2 separate regions of the Homo sapiens genome follow, and region 2 is linked to region 1. The links are chromatin loops, found by intact Hi-C in ENCODE. Cell type or tissue: stomach. All regions are shown on one strand. Links, peaks and the distances in the headings refer to the core of each region. The heading gives the core; the rest is flanking DNA. Region 1 overlaps COL27A1 (collagen type XXVII alpha 1 chain). Region 2 overlaps COL27A1 (collagen type XXVII alpha 1 chain).

What was found. Peaks named below come from ENCODE experiments on the same cell type or tissue, not always from the same donor. Only the 100,000 strongest peaks of a DNase experiment are listed, where the experiment ranks them.
Region 2: a loop joins it to region 1, with 1.8 times the contacts of the local background. A loop is called at or near these places in 76 of 110 quality-filtered maps.

Annotation. Positions count from the first base shown.
Region 1 is chr9:114,267,016-114,276,481 of GRCh38, reverse strand. COL27A1 (collagen type XXVII alpha 1 chain) reads right to left here. Exons shown (of 61, transcript NM_032888.4): 34 at 8,925-8,978; 35 at 7,188-7,241; 36 at 5,701-5,754; 37 at 714-821. Among named protein-coding and RNA genes, the nearest start is that of ORM1, 51 kb to the left of the region's middle. RefSeq lists an enhancer at 5,078-5,247. In stomach, for the core only: a CTCF peak has its summit at 4,520; a DNase peak (open chromatin) is centred at 4,533.
Region 2 is chr9:114,158,767-114,168,232 of GRCh38, reverse strand. It overlaps COL27A1 (collagen type XXVII alpha 1 chain), which reads right to left. Exons shown (of 61, transcript NM_032888.4): 2 at 5,448-5,518; 3 at 1-544. Among named protein-coding and RNA genes, the nearest start is that of COL27A1, 8.0 kb to the right of the region's middle. RefSeq lists an enhancer at 4,569-5,085. In stomach, for the core only: no CTCF peak of the experiment used is centred there; a DNase peak (open chromatin) is centred at 4,512; H3K4me3 peaks cover 342 bases; H3K27ac peaks cover 1,446 bases.

The DNA.
Region 1 (9,466 bases), core at 443-8,442:
AGGCATGCGCCACCATGCCTGACTAATTTTACATTTTTAGTAGAGACGGGGTTTCACCATGTTGGCCAGGCTGGTCTCCAACTCCTGACCTCAAGTGATCCACCCGCCTTGGCTGCCCAAAGTGCTGGGATTACAGGCGTGAGCCACCGCACCTGGCCAAGGCACTGTTAAAGACGTAAATGAAGGCCAGAAAAGGTCTTGGTCTTCATGGAGCCAAGACATACACTGAAGGTTATGCATGTCCCTGAGGGCTCATGGCCCAGCCTGGGGGCAGGAATGGCTTTTTGGAGCAGGTGATGTCTATGGTGATACCTGAAGGCCAAATAGAACTTAAGCAGGTGACAGGGGAGTGAAGAAGGGAGAGTGTCCTAGACAGAGCACATGCAAAGGCCCAGGGGTAAGGGCCACAGCTTGTCCAAGAAACTGAAAAAAGTTTAGTGTGTCTGGATATGGGGGATGGATGAGATGAGGTCGGCAGGGACCAGGTTTGCACAGGGCAGGGCAGCCAGGAGGATGAGTAACCGAGGTTGTTCTCCAGAGCCATGGAGCATTGAGCAGATTGGTTCTCTGGCAAACTGCCAGGTGGAGAAAGGACCACAGCAGAAGATCCTTCAGTGGCACGACCAAAAGCCCTCCCGCCCAGCCGCCTGCACAGGCATGAGAGTTCAGGGTACCCCAGAGCTCCAGGCGCTGCAAGGGGCCTGCACACTCACCCGGACACCAGTGACGCCAGGGGGGCCGGGGGGCCCGTCCTCACCCATCAGCCCTTCCTGGCCTTTCTCGCCATGTTCTCCATCAGGCCCTGGGTCTCCCCTGTCCCCCTGGGTGGCAGGGCATGAAGAGGGGAGAGAGAGAGAGAATAAGTTAGTTGCCAAGTGCATCAGAGGCCCCAAATCTCAGGGCTCCATTCAGGCATCCACAGCCAACTGGTCCCTAGATTCTCGATAGTTCCCTCTGCAGCCAAAAAGGCAGGGTGCTGTGACTCGGCTGCCAAGCCCAGTGTAGCTCTAAGCTTGCACAAGGATGCATCCCAGACGTAGAGGCTCCCATGTGTCCCTGCCTGGGCCTGGGCTGCGAAGGGCAGAGTGACTCAGAGATAAGCCGGGGTCCTGACTGCACCCACCCCATGGAGTTCACAGGAGACAAGGGCAATTTCTCTCCAACTTAGACACATTGGGAGAACAAGAGTCTTATGAAGCAGATTTTTTTTTTTTATTTTTTAGACAGAGTCTCACTCTCTCCCAGGCTGGAGTGCAGAGGCGCAATTATAGGTCACCGCAGCCTCGACCTCCTGGGCTCAAGCAATCCTCCTGCCTCAGCCTCCCAAGTAGCTGGGACTACAGGCACATGCCACCATGCCCAGCTAATTGAAAAAAAATTTCTTTTTTTGTAGAAATGGGGTCTTGCTACAAGAGAGCTTGAGCCCAGCAGTTGGAGACCATTGACCAGGCTGGTCTCCAACTGCTGGGCTCAAGCAATTCTCCCACCTCAGCTTCCCAAAGTGCTGGGATTACAGGTATGAGCTGCTGCAACTAGCTGAAAGAAATTTTCATCAAGAAAGAAAATTCACCCAATTCTCCTTCTCAGAACCACTCTTTCCATTTTTCTGAGTTGTATTTTCAATCCTCGATGACAAAAACACAGTGAATAATAATAATAATAATAAATGGTAGGTAACAGTTTGGATGGTATGTACCAGGCTCAGGGCAGTGAAGCAACTCTCCCAAGGCAATGAATCGGACAGCAGTAAACTAAGCTCTAAAGGCACAATCCCACTGGACTGCTGGTCTCCATCTTTGTTTGTTATAGTTACTGCTTTGCTCTATGGTGAACGTGCCCTCCTATCGCTCTGGGCTCTGCATGGCGATCATTCTTATTGGCTGCAGAATACTTTCTCTGGGGAGTGGATGGAGCTAACATTTATATAGCACTAACCATGTCAGGACCATAGTCTGAGTCCTTTAACATCTATTAACTGACTTAATCCCCACAAAAGCTTTCTAAGGCTGGTCCGCTTTTAGTCCCATTTTACAGAAGAGGAAACTGAGGCAGAGCTAAATCAAGTGGTCTGGCCCAGAGGCCCACAACTGGCTAGCGGTGGAGCTGGACTTTGAAGCAGGATCCTGAGCGTATCCTCTTTACAGTGATAGGGCTGTAACCAAGGTCTTCTTGGGGCTTCGGACCTTTGGGGCACCTGAGGTTATTTCCTTGGAAAGGCAACCCTTGGCATGGGCTTTTTTTTTTTTTTTTTAGACGGATCTCATTCTGTTGCCCAGGCTGGAGTGCAGTGGCATGATCTCAACTCACTGCAACCTCCACCTCCCAGGTTCAAGTGCCCCCGCCTCCCAACTAGCTGGGACTGCAGGCACGCGCCACCATGCCTGGCTAATTTTTGTATTTTTAGTAGAGACAGGGTTTCACCATGTTGGCTAGGCTGGTCTCGAACTCCTGACCTCAGATGATCCACTCACTTTGGCCTTCCAAAGTGCTGGGATTACAGGTGTGAGCCACTGCACCAGGCTGGCATGGGCTTTTTATGGTTTTGAAGCAATCAGTGTCACTCTAAGCTTGCCTTATCTCATCACGGTAATCTTTGCGTACTCTGAGAGAGATTGGGGGCAGGTGGGGTTCCAGGATGGGGCATGCAGGATTCCAGGATGGGGCGTGGGCTGTCACCCTCATCACCGTGAGCAGAGCAGGTGTGGAGTGCAGCACGGGCATGGCTGCTGAGGGGCGGCGTCCATCAGGAAGGGATGGGCGAGAAGAGCAGGCTTGGAAAAGCATAGTGTGTCTTTACCAGTTCTGTCCCCCAGTGCCAAGGTTTACGAGGGACACTGATAAACTGGTGTGCATCCAGAGGAGAGAGAGCACAGGAAGCAGAGGGCATGAAGCTGGAGCCTGGGGCTTGGCCCTGCCTAGAAGAGAGGCTCAAGAAAGCAACTCATGATTGCTCATTGCTTCAAGCTGGGCCTGCTGAGGCCTGAGCTCTGGGGCAGGAGGTGGGTGTGAGGGAGTTGCTGGGGCAGTTTCTAGTTCAGTTGGGAAGATTTTCCAATGGAGCGGTCCAGAGATGGCACAGATAAAGGCAGAAGACTCCGAGCTGAGGCGTGGGCCAATGTAGAGCAGATCTGGGCACAAAGTTGTGCCCGGATCCCTTCCTGCTGGGAGCCTCAGCTTCTAAGCACAGCCTGGCATGAAGACAGGGGGCTGGCCTGAATAACTCTCCTGCAGACTCCTCTGGCTCTGGGATTCCATTTCTGGCTTGTCGTCCTGGCCACCTGTTCTCCTCTCAGAGGCAGACAGCCTGTTCCAGGTGGCTAGTCGGGTTTTCAACAAAGGGCCCTCACCTGGGCTCTGCCTAAGACCACACTCCAGGGGCTAACTGGACCCCTGGGGTGGGCGTCCTTGTGAATCTCATGCAGAACAGTCTCTGGGGGTTCCTAGAGATGCCCCAAATCCTCAGACATCTGCCAGTGCTCAGAGGAGCCTTGCAAGTCACCTTCCTTAACCCTCTTCAGTTACAGATGGGACAACTGAAGTGCAGACAGGTGGAGACTCCCTAATACCACCGAGTGAGTCAGTGCTGTGTGAACCTGGGGTTCTGGCTCCTTCTAATTCCAAGATTCTCTGCTCAGGGGACGATGCCTCCCTCAACCCTCGGGTTATGCTGCCTAAGTTCAAATCTTGCTACCGCTACTGAATAGTTGTGTGACCCTGGGCAAGTTTCCTCGTTTGTAAAATCAGGATCAAAGGATTACTGCAAGGATTGAAAGAGATAAACCATGTAAATAGCTTAGCAGTGTGTCTGGCATGTGAATGCTGGATAAAAGCTAACTATTATTGGTCACCACCACCATCATCACTGTCAGCTGGACATCAGCGAAGAGATAACGGGTGTAAAAGCACTCTATAAACTATGAAGTGCTGTGCATATTCGAGACGCAGTTTTCACCATGAGGGGTGATTCCTGGACAAACACCTTAAGAAAATGGGTCTCTCCTGGGATTCATGTAAAGACCAGGGAAGATGCTGTGCATTTGAGCACAAGGACTCAGGTAGAATTGGCTTTGAAGGGAGGGGAAGAGGATGAAGTCAGGGCCAAAAAGCCATGCAAGGTGGAGGCAGAAGACTGCATGAGGCACCCAGGCTGGAAGACCCCCTCCCGCCCACCTCAGTGGACTTTCCAAGAAGAAAGGTGGCCGCCCAGAGTGGAGTGAGAAGGCTGCTGCTTCGTGCCTCAGTTTCCTCATCCGTCTAGTGAGGATGGTAATGTATCAAGCTTGGGAGAGTTGCTGGGAACATTAATTATTAAATGGGTTAATTCACATAAAGCCCTTTGGGTGGGTGGCACTGGGCACATGGCAAGTGCCCAAAGCATTTTAGCCATGACCTTCATCAGCATCACCACCCAGTGTAGCAGGCACTGGCAAAGGGTGTGGAGCAGCTGTCAAATGCTCCGGGTCTTGGGACTCGGCTGTACGCTTGGATGCAGCAGGGTTGGGGGAGAGGAGTCAGGCAGATGACAGACAGGGGGTGCTCTCGCTCTTGCAAGAAAATGTGAGGAGTCAGCAGGGGCCGGTCGCCAAGGCACCCTGGGAGACTGTGGGGAGGGGGTAACGAGGGTGGGCGGAAGCCTGTGGATGGGGAAACTGAGGTTCAGAGAAGGGGTCTGCTTCTCTGAGGTCACCTGGAGAGTAGGTGGGCGAGAGGGCATGGCCCTTAGGAACCTGGGCTGGGGAGCTGACTTGCACAGGGTGACCGGCCAGCCTCGGGGAAAGCCCACCTGTGGGGTCAGAGCGGGGCCCAAGACGGAGGCCAGGGACTGGCCTGGAGATGGGTCTGGAGAGTCAGAGGGAGGTGCCCGCCTGCCCACCTGCAATTCAGGTGAGCTAAGGTGTCTCTTCAGAGTCCTGACATTTGTGGCTGACAGGAGTCTCTCAGGGAGCAGCAGGGTCAAGTTGGGCCAGCAGGCTTTGGCACCTGTGAGCCGTGGGTTTGAATTTTGGATCCTCACTCATAGCCATAGGTCCTGAATGTATCTATGCCTTCCTCTGAGCCTCAGCCTCTTCGCCTTTAGAATGGGTGCATGGTACAGCAGAGTGAGCAGAGGCTTTGGAGCCAAACGGGCCCAGATTTGGGTCCTGGATGTGCCAGTTGCTAGCGGTGTGTCCTTGGGCAAGTTGCTTCACCACTCTGAGTCTCAGTTTCCTCATCTAAAGACAGAACTTCCGTTGTCCTATGGATCCAGCTGGTAAAGGGCTTAGCGTTGTACCTGGTATGTGTGTGACTAGTCCTCCCTAAATTGTGGCTTATAAGTCATTGGTGGTAATTATTATTTTCCTGACCTTCTAGAATATTTGGAAGATAACAGAGACCAAAGACTCTGGCTCTGGGCCTGGCGTAGTGCCGGTGCTCAGGAATCACCCTTAGCCAAGAGAAGCTGATATTTTAAGAAGGGTAGCAGGAAAGACTGGAAGGTGGTGATGGCCCTGGTCCCACCTGAGCAGGTAGTGCAGAGGGCAGGGTGGGAGGTGGCTGCTGGACACTGCTGACCCTTCCCCAAGCTGCTGTCAATGGGAGCTGGAGCTGTCATCTCAGATCTCTATGGGAACACAGTGTTTCTGGGAGGAGACTTAGGTCTTGGATGGGAAAGCAATGCCCTGCCGGGGTCCCCAGGCCCTGCCCTAAAAGGGCACTTACCTTCAGCCCATCAGGTCCCATGGGGCCACTGTCACCCTCAAGGCCTGGCTCTCCCTGGAAAAGGTGATGGAGAAAGAGGAGGAGATGTTACTGGGGAGGAGGCCCCGGTGTGCTTTTCCTCTCTTCCCCCTCCCTGGGGCAGGACCCTGACCCATGGATCTCCAGGCAGTGGGACCCTGGGGGCCCTGGCACACAGTGGGTGCATGGTAGCCAGGGGCTGAGTTAGCAAATGAACAGGAAGGTTGAGGTGCCCACCCTCAGCTCTCCAGAAAAGGGGAGCAGACCCCCAAGCTACCGACAGCTCCCTCTGCAGGGTGACGTGGGGTGGGGGCTACATGAGGTCACGAATTTAGAAGGTGCTTGTCATGGATTTGTCCTGAACATCATCTCTAGGCTGGTTGGCTGGGCTGCAGAGTGGCCTAGTAGTTAAAGACAGGCTTTGACATCAGCCAGACGTCAATGCTACTTCTTGGTTTCTCATTCACTGGCTGTTTGACCGCAAGCAAACTACTTAGGTCTCATTGGCATCTGTTTTTTTATCTGAAAAATGGGGCTGACACCACCTTCTTCAAGGGTTGCTGTAAGGCATGGTGTAAGCGCCCCATACCTGGCAACCATGTGAGATACTATTACTGGAGCTGGAGTAAGCCTGCATGGAACTCCTTGGTGGAATCCTACTTCTCAGATGAGGAAAGGGAGGCCAGTCTTTCGACTTTTCTTCCCAGCAAGCTCGGGAATGACAGCAAGAACAGAGTCCCTGGCTGAACCTCAACCAGGCTTGCCCTTCCAGCTCTAGAGACGCCCCTGGACAACAGTTCTTGAAATGGCCATCAAATTAAGTTTGGGTCTCTCTCTGCTTTTAGAATTCATCGCTGTTCAGAGTCTGAGCTGGAAAGGGCCTCAGGGGCCGTCAGGTGCAGGATGGCAACGATGTGCCAGTTGGGTGGTCCATGCTCCTCTTGTACCCATGGCAGGTATCACTTATCAACCCGCTGGAATGCAAGCTCCAGAGACAGGCCTCCGTTACTCACTGCTGTGCTCCTTGTGCCTCGAGAAAAGTGCTCGACACACAGTGGGCATAGGATGCGTGCTCATCATTCTCTTTACTGCCGAGACTCGACTGAACCTCAACATCCTTCTTCTTCTTTTTTTTTTTTTTTTTTTTTTGAGATGGAGTCTTCCTCTGTCACCCGGGCTGGAGTGCAGTGGCATGATCTTGGCTCACCACAACCTCCAACTCCTGGGTCCAAGCGATTCTCCTGCCTCAGCCCCCCGAGTAGCTGGGACTACAGACCACAAAATGCCTTTCTCTACACTGTGGAAATGCTGGCCTACCAAGAGAGACTGGGCGAGGCTGTAGACATTCATAGTCTATTTCTGTAACTGAGGAAACTGAGGCTTAGGGAGATTGAGAAAAGCCGGTCTCTTCCCCTGCGGCACCCACACACCCTGGGGGCTTTCAGGAAGAATAAATTGCTTCAACTTACCCGTTGCCCAATGAGGCCCTGCTCCCCAGGAGTGCCCAGGGGTCCAAGGTCACCCTAGGAGAAGCCGAACAAAAGTCCTTGCGGGTGGGTAGGGCCAGCCCCAGCTCTCGACACCCCTTCCTGTTTCCACCAGCTCTGACTTTGGGGTGTGGGAGGAGGAGCTGGGGAAGGTCCTTCTTCCCAGGGACCACAGAGAAATCGTAAAACACCAACCAGAGCTCCTGTTCCAAGTAAGCCTTGTCCACGGACTTCTTCTCCCACGCCAGGACAGGAGGACAATTAGCACCAACACCATCATCCTATTAATAACTAACTGTACTGTTCTGTACTGTTCTAAGGACTTTTTTTGTTTGTTTTTTGAAACAGGGTCTCATTCTGTCGCCCAGACTGGAGTGCAGTGGGGTAATCACAGCTCACTGCAGCCTTGATCTCCCAGGCTCAAGTGATCCTCCCACCTTAGCCTCTCAAGTAGCTGGGACCACAGGCATGCGCCACCATGCCCGGCAGATTTTTAAATTTTTTGTAGAGATGGGGTCTCACTACGTTGCCCAGGCTGAGGACATCAGTTTTTATATTAACATATCTGACTTTCAAGACAGCCCTGCAAGGAAAGGCATTATTTTAGAGGTGAAGCATCAGAGGCATTGGGGGAGTTCGGTAAGGAGCCCAAGCTCTCGTGAGACTATTCAGTGACAGATTCATGATCCGAACCTGGGCAGTCTGGTTCCAGGAGCCTTGGATGCAGCAATGGCAATTATGTGACTTTATTCTTCCTTGAGAGACTTGAAGAGAAACCCAAACGAGGAGGAAGCCCTAAATGAGCCGGAATAAATGTCACCTGCCCCCTGCATAAAGGCCCTAAAAGGGTCTTTCTCATTGGAGAATTTTCAAGCTATGCTCCCTGCTGGTGTCTAGGGGCACAGGAGGAGGGCAGAGCTCTGAGCCCCCAGCCCTGCTCCAGTGGAAACAATCCCACTTCTATCAGTTTTCTACGTGGGGTGGTTTCTTCATTGGTGAATTTTCAAGCTATGCTCCCTGCTGGTGTCTAGGGGCACAGGAGGAGGGCAGAGCTCTGAGCCCCCAGCCCTGCTCCAGTGGAAACAATCCCACTTCTATCAGTTTTCTACGTGGGGTGGTTTTCTTCATTGGTGTTTGAGCAAGGGATTTTGGGACTAGGCCAAGTCTGGCAGCCCCCGGCCTGGTCCAACTCCCTCTTTGAATGACAGGGAGACTTAGGCATGGAAGGGGGTGACTGGACTCAAGTCTCACAGCCCCTCTGCGGGCTCCCCTGGGCCCTGCCTCAACAATGTCCACGGGCTAGCCAGCATCACTCATCAGCTCTGGGGCCTCCAAGGGGGAACAGCGTCCTCTTCCAACAGCAGAATGGGGAGGGGGCTCTCCCCAGAGTCCATGTATCAATGGGCACCTGTTTCTCAGCAGGTAATGAAGGGCACTGGCACCGAGCTGCAGATGGTATCGCATGAGGCCAGGAGGTACAGCCACCCCAGCATAGAGGCAGGGGCAGGTGCCCGAAAAAACATTACCTCGCAGAGGGCACTGGTGGGGGCTCCACATTCCACTCTGGCCCTAACCAGGCCCCACTCCCCAGCCAGGAGCACAGAGAACCCATTATCCCAGCCACAAGAAAGGCCCATTTCTCTTCCATGGAGAGGATGTGGCCACCATCTGGGAGCTGGTTTCAACAAGTCATTTTTCTCTTCTTTCATCCCACCTCACCTTCATCCCGGCTTCCCCAGGAAGGCCCGGTTCTCCCACTGCACCAGGCGGCCCCTGAAAGAAAACGCCATTGGTCCCTCCTAGAGCAAGAGCTGCCCCCTGGTTGTAAGCAAGGGGGTAACTGAGGCTCCAAGAGGGCAAGAGAACACCCAGGGTCACACAGTGCAAGAGATGCAGAGGTGGGAGCAGCTTGTAGCTTCTTGGAGCTTGGAGCTGGAACTAGGGGGCTGGGGGTGGGCCCAGGCTGGCTGAGCTTTGGGACTACCCAGAGGCTTCTAGAGCCTTCTCCCGCCCCACAAGTGTGGTTTACCACACTAGGAGCCCTTTGGCAAGCAGAGGGAAGAAAATTTCATGATTCACAAAAAGACGGGGGAGGAAGCCATTGGATGCTGTGTTTAGGGCCAAGTGATTCTAACCCTTCTCTCTACAGCTTAGCCAGCGTGAGGCGGGTGGGAAGCAGCCCTGAGTTATCACCGTGGGCATGGCTGCAGCCCTTGCATAAACCCTGGGGCTTGGTTTTTCCCTCTGGATAAGGCAGGGGT
Region 2 (9,466 bases), core at 629-8,628, 110 kb after region 1:
TGAGCGACCTGCGTCACAGGGTAGATACTGAACTGGCAGAGAGCACCTTCAAACTGGACTGCATGCGGGTTCATCTTCCCAAAGAGGAAGGAGCCCCCAGGGTCGAGTGCAGGGTCCCTGTGGAAAGGCAGCAGGACAGGCACCCGGCGCTGCCCGCAGGCAGTCACCAGAGTGACTGTGCGGCCTCGGAGCTCGAGGGCCAGGTGGTGCCAGCGCCCGTCGTGCATGTCGAGGTCGAAGGCCACTGAGCGCCGGGACCCGAGGTGGACGACCGTCTTGCCGGGGAGGAACTGCAGGCCCAGCTGCAGCTTGCGTTTCTGGCTGCGGACAGCGAAGAGGAAGGCATGGTTCACCCGGTGGGAGCAGAGGCTCAGCACCAGTGCCAGCTCTGTGCCCAAGGCGGCAGGAATGACGGTGCCCGTGGGAGCCTGGAGCCGGGCCCGCTGCGTAAAGATGAAGCCCGACTGGAAAGGAATGACTCCCGGGGGTGCAGGGCTCCCGGCCTTCGTCCAGCTGAGGCCCAGCCGCTGGAGGATGTCCACATCTGAGAGGGAGGGAAAAGGGGAGAGGACGCAGTCAGGGCCTGCTCCAGCCCACCCCACCCCCTACCCCCTAAGGGGCACAGGCAATGTGGACCGTCCACCCACAGCTACCTGGTCCTTTGTTCATTCATCTAAAAATGACACCGCCCCATGGTGGTGGCTGAGAGGGCAGCGTTGGAACTATCTGGCAGGGATTGTGACCCCTTATCTGGCTGCATAATCTTGCATGTTGGGGTTAAAAAACAGACTCTGGAGCCAAACTTCCTGAGTTCAAATCCTACCTCTAACACTTACTAATCTTGTGACTTTAGTGCCTCAGTTTTCCCATCTATTAAATGGGATAGTAACAGTCCCAACCTCAGAAGGATGTAACAATTACATGATGAATACATTTATTTTTAAGTGCCTGGTACAAAAGAAGCCCTTTCAAATAATAACTAATACTAAAAATAATGATAATAACCAAATGCTGTTGCTGAGAGTGTTAGAGGCTGCCCAACAATGACACGTTATACTCCTTTTTCTCCACCTGGAAAGCCATCTCCTCCAGGAAGCAGCCCCATAAGTGAGGGACCAGGATGACAAGAATAGACCTGTCACCAGAGCTTGGTAAAGATGTCCTAGGGGTCTGACAGGTTTCACCATCTCCTCAGGGACCCACCCATTCCCCTTCCCACTCCCGAGGTGTCTCTAGCAGGCTACGGGGCTGCCATCTGCTATCAGAAGGGTGATGGCATTTCCGCTGACTCCTCCTTCTCCCCACAGGACTCTGGGGAGAGGAGAGGAAGCAATCAAAGCATCCCTGCAACCTCTGTCCCCTGGCAAAGCGTATGGATATCTGACTGTGGTCTGGCCAGGTCACATCCGCCCAATAATTATGTCAGCAGGGCTTGCCAGAGCAAAAGAAAAGGAGGGCTTCCAGAGTGTTTATGGAAAGGCTTCCTGACCTTTCCCCTCCCAGGTCATTAGACCCCTTCAGTCAGCTGAGCTGCCAGTGTTGGCAAAGCAGGCTCCTGAGCTCTGACTCAGCAGGGAAGGAAAAGCTGCCTCTGGAATCTGAGTCTGGGTCAGGTCCTCAGGGCCCTTCCCCTAAGCTCAGCAAGATAGGCCCTGAGTACTGAATGCTCTCTCCCTATCACCCCCTGCAAAGGTTGTGCTGGGGGCTGAATGCAACACTTGGCATTTGGCCCTCAGCTGACAACTGGGAGATGGATGGATGGATGGATGGATGGATGGATGGATGGATAGATGAATGGATGGATGGATGAATGGATAAATGGATAGGTGGGTGGGTGGATGGATGGATGGATGGATGGATGGATTGATGGATGGATACATGGATGCATGAAAGGATAGATGAGTAGATGGATGTATAGATGGATGGATGAATAGATGAATAGATGGATGGATGGATGGGTGGATGGATGGATGGACAGATGGATGGATGGATAAATGAATGGATGGATGGATAGAAAAATGGATGGATGGATGAATAGATAAATGGATGGATAAATGGGCAGGTGAACAGGTAGATGGATGGACGGATGGATGGATAAATGGATGAATAGATGAAGGGATGGATGGATAGATAGATGAATGGATGGATAATGACTGGCTGGATGGATGGTGGGTGGATGAATGAATGGATGGACAGGTAGATGAATTGGTGGATGGATGGATAAATGGATGGATGAATGGATGGATGAATAGATGAAGGGATGGATGGATGGATGGATGGATAGATGGATGGATGATGGCTGGCTGGCTGTATGGGTGGATGGATGAATTGATGGATAGATAGGTAGATGAATTGGTGGATGGATTGATGGATGGATGGATGGATGGATGGATGGATGGATGGATAAATAATGCCTGGCTGGCTGGATGGATGGGTAGGTGGATGAATGGATGGATGGATAGGTAGATGAATTGGTAGATGGATGGATGTATAATGGACGAATGAATAGATAAATGGATGAATGGATGGATGGGTGGATGAAAGGGTAGATGGATGGATGGATGGATGGATGGATGGATGGATAAATGGATGGATAAATGGATAGTAGATGAATAGGCAGATAAATGTATGGATGGGTGGATGGATGGATGGATGGATGAATAGATGAATAGATGGATGCATGGATAATGGCTGGCTGGATGGATGGATGGATGGGTGGGTGGATGAATGGATGGATGGATAGGTAGATGAATTGGTAGATAGATGGATGGATGGGTGAATGGATAGATAAATGGATGAATGGATGGATGGGTGGATGAAAGGGCAGATGAATGGATGGATGGATGGATATTGGATGGATGGATGAATGGATGGATGGATGGATGGATGATGGATAGATAAATGGATGGGTAAATGGATAGGCAGATGAATGGGTGGATGAATGGATAGAAGGACAGTTCCCTGGGGGAAATTGAGAACCTGAGTGCTGGCAGCATGTTATAATGGTTCTATAGCAGACTCTGGAGTCAGAAGGCCAAAATTTAGAGCCTGAGAAGACCAGCAGTGAGCCTCAGTTCCCTCCACTGTAAAACAGGGCTATAAAGTGCGCCTACACCATAGGGTTGTTAGGAGGATGAAATGGTCATCTTCCTCATCATCTTCACCCAAGCCCCACATTGAGTAACTCTGCTTAAGTGTCTTACTGACCCTTGGGCCTCAATTCCCTGCCTGTAAGACAAGAGAAACAGATCTTGAGATAGCACAGGTGTTACAATGTTCTAAGAATTCTATAGCTCTGTGTTGCTGGTTCAGGTTGGCTTGAGTTTAAGACCTTTATTCTTCCTTAGGACCCAAGGGGCTTTCATTTCATTTCAAACTCCTCTTTCCCATCCTTTCTCCCATCTGTCTGTCCTCAGGTTCTAAGCTAAAATAAACTACTGATTAAGGATTCTCTTAGTGGTATATGTTTTAGTCACTGAAACCCTCTTATTATCATGAAATACTATTCACTATTATTCACTATAGACTGGGACTTAGAATGGGAGGAGCCATTTGGTTGGACAAGAGGTAAGGGCAGGAAGCCACTTGGTCCTTCCTTTAGTCCCTGCTCAACAACCCCCGGAGGGCCCCTCAGGCCTGCTCACATCTTTCTCCACACATGGAATTTAGGGCTAACCTGCACTCACCCAAAGAGAGTCACAACTGGCTGGGCCAGGCAGCATGGGTGAGGTTTCCCCTATCCACTGGGTGGGTTTCTAAGCTGACAACCAGCAGTCTCCAGGTGTCCCCCAAAGACCATCTGCAGCTAAAGGGCAAAGTCTCAAGCCCTGACACCTGGCAAATGTGACCAGCACAGAGCTGCTATGAGTCAGACCACTGTGAGCCCTGCAGGGCATAGGAAAGGGCTGTTCTTGCCCAAACTTTTCAGGTAACTAATTAACAGCAATAAGAAAAACTAATACTTGTTGAGCACTTACTAGATACCAAATACTTTACAGGCATGATCTCACTTGATTCTCTCAGCAATCTATGGAGCAGGTACTCTTTATTATCCTCACTTTATAGAGGGGGCTCAGAAGAGTCAGAGGGAATAACTTGCAGCTTAAAAAAGGCACAGCCAAGGTTTGAACCCAGGCCACCTGACTCTGGGGTCTTTGTGCTTAGCCATGATGCTATTCTGCCTGGGGCCTCCCAGGCTTGTCGGAAAGCAGGGTGGAGACACATCCAGCACCCCATCAAGGGTGAAGAGATGGGGGACAGGGGAATGAATTCAGCCCAACGCCAAGATAGAAGGAGCCTGCCAGCTGGCCCCCACAAGATCCCTTCATTACATAAACCTGGCTCCACACAGCTCCAGCCTCTCCCCCCGCCCCCCGCCCCAGTGACTGACTCAGGACTCTGGACAGCTGTTCACCTACTTTGTGGGGGAAACAGCAAGCTTGGAAAATATGACATTTGCACAAAATGTTGCTGGGCAGCAGAAGTCTCTTCCGGGCACAGCCCTGCCCTCCCAGGGGCCCAATCCCTGCCGAGTGGCCAGGTCAGGCCACAGGGACTCCCGGCGTGCCGGGCTGCCTGCCCCAGCACACGGGCTGGGCGTGAAGGCGGGGGAAGGGCAGCTATTTTCAGAGGCATGCGGCTGCTTGACAAACAGATGTGGGAGAGGTTTCAGTTTCCCTGGGCAGATGTGAAGCCAGCCCATCGCTGCCCCGGCCCCCTGGACAGCCCCTCAGGGATAGCAGGGAAAAGTAGGATCTCACGGGAAGAGGAAGATGGGATCCCAGGCTTGGGCCATGAGAGTTAATGCTTAATGCCTTTTTTTTTTTTTTAGCAGTTCTTAGAGCACTCATTGGACAAACAGGGACAACTGAGGCTTAAAACCGGAGTAACTTACTCAAATTTTGCCCCAGAAAGGAACACAAGAATCACCCTTCCACATTTCTGCACAGAGTCCTTCCTACCCTTTTACAAAAACTTCAAATGCGATTCTTTTTTTTTTTGAGACGGAGTCTCGCTCTCTTGCCAGGCTGGAGTGCAGTGGCGTGATCTGGGCACACTGCAACCTCCGCCTCCTGGGTTGAAGCGATTCTCCTGCCTCAGCCTCCCGAGTAGCTGGGACTACAGGCACCTGCCACCACACCCAGCTAATTTTTGTATTTTTAGTAGAGATGGGGTTTCACCATGTTGGCCAGGATGGTCTCGATCTCCTGACCTCGTGATCCACCCACCTCGGCCTCCCAAAGCGCTGGGACTGCAGTCTTGAGCCTGGCCTCAAATGTCATTCTTTCAAGCCTAAAGAGAATTTGCCAATTATCATCTCCATTCTACTGATGGGAAAACTGAGGCATTGAGTTCCAATTACAGGCACGGCTGTCTCCTACCCCTGAGTTCTCAGGCCCCTTCCGTTCTCCTTTGTCTCCCCCTGGACAAAGAGAAGAGAGAATTACCTTCAGGAGCTCCTTGGGTGGAGGCCAGGTGACAGGCAAACGAGACTAAGATCCAGGAGAAGAGAAACCCCCTAGAGACCAGGAGACACAAGCAGAGGCGGCATCAGCTTCCACCCCTCACACCCGGATCCGGCTGGGGAAGCTGGGAGTGGAAACCAGTCCCAGTCTCACCCCAGTCCTGCCCACGGGAGGCAGGAGGCCAGGTACAGGCTCTAGGACCCCATCAGAGCAGCAGCCCACTCTTCCCGGCCTCCAGGCACAGCCTCTCAGTGAGGACCTGCTTATATAGACAAACACAGCCTCACTTCTCACAGATCAATTAGCCAACGTCAACGGGGAAGAAGCAGTGCATAGAAAGCCCTGCCCTGGTCATTGGAACATCTAGGGTCCAGCTCAAAATCTGATGCTGACTCAGTGAGCAACCAGGGGCCAGCCCCTCCCCTTCTCTGGGCCTCAGTCTCCCCATCTGTACTACAGCCTCATGATCTTTAGACCCTTCCCCAGACCCCAGCCAATGGGCAGCAGAGCCAGGGGTGAAAGGTCAGCGGGAAGACCAGGCTGGACTGCTTGGGAGACCAATTCCCACACAGGGCAGGAGAGAGGAGACCCCTTAACCAGAACCAGTGCTGTGTGAAGGCAGCTCCCAACTTGGCTTTATCCTAATGGAAAGTGGGAGAAAGAAAACAGAGGGGACGAGGGGGAGTTAGACAGAGCCACGTGCAAACCTGGCCTTGTCACTTATCAGCTGTATGACCCCGAATGAGTTGCTCAGCCTCTCTGAGCCTGTCTTATCTTCTGCAACATGGGCTGATATTCCCTATCTCACAGGCCGGGCATGAGGATTCAATAAGCTCATGCATGGCAAGGGCTCAGTCTGCTGCCAGCCACAAAAATACTCCCCTAGATGGTCCCCACTGTCCCTACACTCTAGGGCCAGGAAGGGTTAAAGCTCTGCTCTGTGGCTTTTGCCAAGATGGGCAAAGGCAATGATACAATTTCACCTTCCTGTGGGAGCAGCCACCAGTGACACCCGAAGCCACCTGGGGTATCTGATCCCCAGGCAGGCAGAGGGGAGGCCGGCACGTGGCCAGAGACAGGCGGGACACAGGCAAGAGAGCTGTGTCAGGTGGGTGGTGAGGGCTAAGGCTGGGACAGACAGGCCCAGGATGTATTTCCAAGAGGAAAGCTAGGATAGTGTGCTTCTGTGGAATCACATAATCTAGGAAACCTGTCTGCCAGGGTTGATAACTGGAACCCTAGGTTCTTCCCAGACTCCCTGGGCACCTTAGACGACAGCTTCTGTCACTGTGGGCATGGTGAAGACACTGGTGATTACATGCCCACAGCATCCCTCCTTCCTGCTTGCTCACGTAGGCATGGACTTAGAGGATCCTACATGAATCTGGATAAATCTAAGTTGATCCCGAGAATTTCATTTGCCATGCCAGTGACTGGTTTAGGCATGCATATATGACCCAAATGAGGCCAATAAGAGGTGAGGGATGCCTGTTAGGGACCCTGGGAAAGCATTTCAAAGGGACAGAGAAGGTTTTCTTCAAGTCTTTATATGTTGTTGAGTAAGGACATACTGCTCGGAGCTGCTGCAGTCATTTTGGGCACATAAGGTAACAAGCCCCATGAGCACGTGAGGATAGCAGAACAGAAAAATAGTGGGTGTCTGAAGACACTGTTGGGATGCTGAATTCACCAACCCTAGTACTGCTCTTCCTTGAGGCCTCTTGATATGGGAATAACCCCCCTTATCGTTTAAACTATTTTGAGTTGGGTCTTCAGTTACTTGCAGCATAATGTAAACCAGCTGAAATAGCACTCAGACGCCAGTGATGGTCCCCTGAACGCCTTCTCCAGCTCTGGGCTTTTGCACATGCTACTCCCATCATGTAGACACTACTCCTTTGCCTGGTCAGTTCCTACACATCCATTAGATCCCAGCTTGGGTGTCACCTCCCGCAGCTCACTGCACATGCCACACTACAGCAGGTCTCACATGTGTGGTCATTGTCTACTCTCCTATTTCCCTGTCTAGACGAAGTCTCTAAAGGGCAAGGATGCCTGTCTTATTCACTCTTTTTTTTTTTTTCATTTTTTTTTTTGAGACAGAGTCTCACAGTGTTGCCCAGGCTAGACTTGAACTCCAGGGCTCAAGCTATCCTCCCACCTCAGCCTCCCGAGTAGCTGAGATTACAGGCATGTGCCACCATGCCGGGCTTATATTTCCAGCCCCTGGCAGGCACACAGGAAGTGTCCAGTATATTTTTATAAGATGAATTAATATCACCTGATATGACAGGACTCTAGACTTTAAAAAACGGCCGGGCACGGTGGCTCACACCTGTAATCCCAGCACTTTGGGAGGCCGAGGCAGGCGGATCATGAGGTCAGGAGATCAAGACCATCCTGGCTAACACAGCGAAACCCCATCTCTACCAAAAATACAAAAAAATTAGCCAGGCGTGGTGGCGGGCGCCTGTAGTCCCAGCTACCTGGGAGGCTGAGGCAGGAGAATGGCGTGAACCCAGGAGGCGGAGCTTGCAGTGAGCCAAGTTCATGCCACTGCACTCCAGCCTGGGCGACAGAGCGAGACTCTGCCTCAAAAAAAAAAAAAAAAATAGACTTTAAAAAGTGTCTTCCCAAAGCCTTAATTCCCCTACTCTGACTTTTTCCAGAATTGCTCCAAGATAATCCTTGGTCCTTCCTCTTCATCCTCTCCAATCTGCTGCCACTGTTGTGAGAATGCCTTTTCATGGGGCCAGGCCCCCAGCTCACCATGGGCAACGACTAAAGGTCAAAGTGTCAAGCTGCCCTGGGGTTGCCTGGGGAGAAGGGCAGGGCCAACCTTTCTGGCATGACTTGCTTACTTGAAGCAAATGGCAATAGCATGAGCCCTGGAGAGAAATAAAAGGCAGCTTTGTTTAATTACACAAACGGAGAATACCAAGGCTCAGGGAAGGCAGGTACTTCCATCCTGGGCAACGTCTGGGCTCATAATTCTTCAGTAGTATTTCCCACACCCACCAGGGACATGCTTTCTAGGAAATTGGCCAGATACATTAGGGAAGAGCTGTACCCTGCATCCCAGTCTTGACAATCCGGAAAGCACAACTGTATATCAAAGGCTCGGAGAAATCCTGCAATAAAGAAGTTGACTGTACTTTCTGTCATTCAGCAGTCCCCAAATTTAGAATCATTTTTTCCATGAATGCCTCCTCAGAGGAGACTACCCCTTGCCTTCCTGTGTTCCTGCGATCCCATTTATTTCTGTTCCATCTCCTTCCAGCCCCCTCTCTTCCTGGCCCTTGTCTGGCACCTGCCCTCACTCCTTGAGTCCTTCATTGGATTATGTCACATACCAAACTTCCTAGGAAGTTTCCCAAACTGATAAAGAAAGGCGAGGTGGGGAAGAGAAGGTACAAAAACGACACATGTCCTTCTCGGTCAGTTTCCCTGGCTACAGCTATACCAAAATGACTACTCTGCAGAGAATTAGAGGGCAAATCCTTGTAATCTCTGAAAATCAGGAAGAAGAAGTCCACAGGAGACATGGAATCAGAATCTTCTCTTCAATTAAGCTTCCTAACACCATGGCTTCCAACTTGAGGACTTCAGCCCTGAAGGCCTATTACAGAAGTATTCAACCTCCATTCATTCTCCCTGACAAATGCAGCTGACCCTCTTGGAAATGGATTCTGTGTGCACTTGACCCATAAACTTCCCAAGTATAGAGCATGTCAGAGTGGAAGAAGGCCATTTAAGATCATCTAGGGGTCAGATTCTAGTCCTCTCTCTCCCTTCTTTGAAAAGATGCGTAACTGAGGCCCAGAGAGGGCAAGTTACTTGCCCGAAGTCACACAGTGCTTCAAGTCTATGACTTAACAGATAGTCCTTTTCATTTGACTTGTCTCCATGGAGCAGAAATTGGAGACTTGCAGGGACTTCCTACTTGCCAGAGACCCGAGCCCCAGCCTTCACCAGCAGGAACAGAGATGCAACCCAGGGAG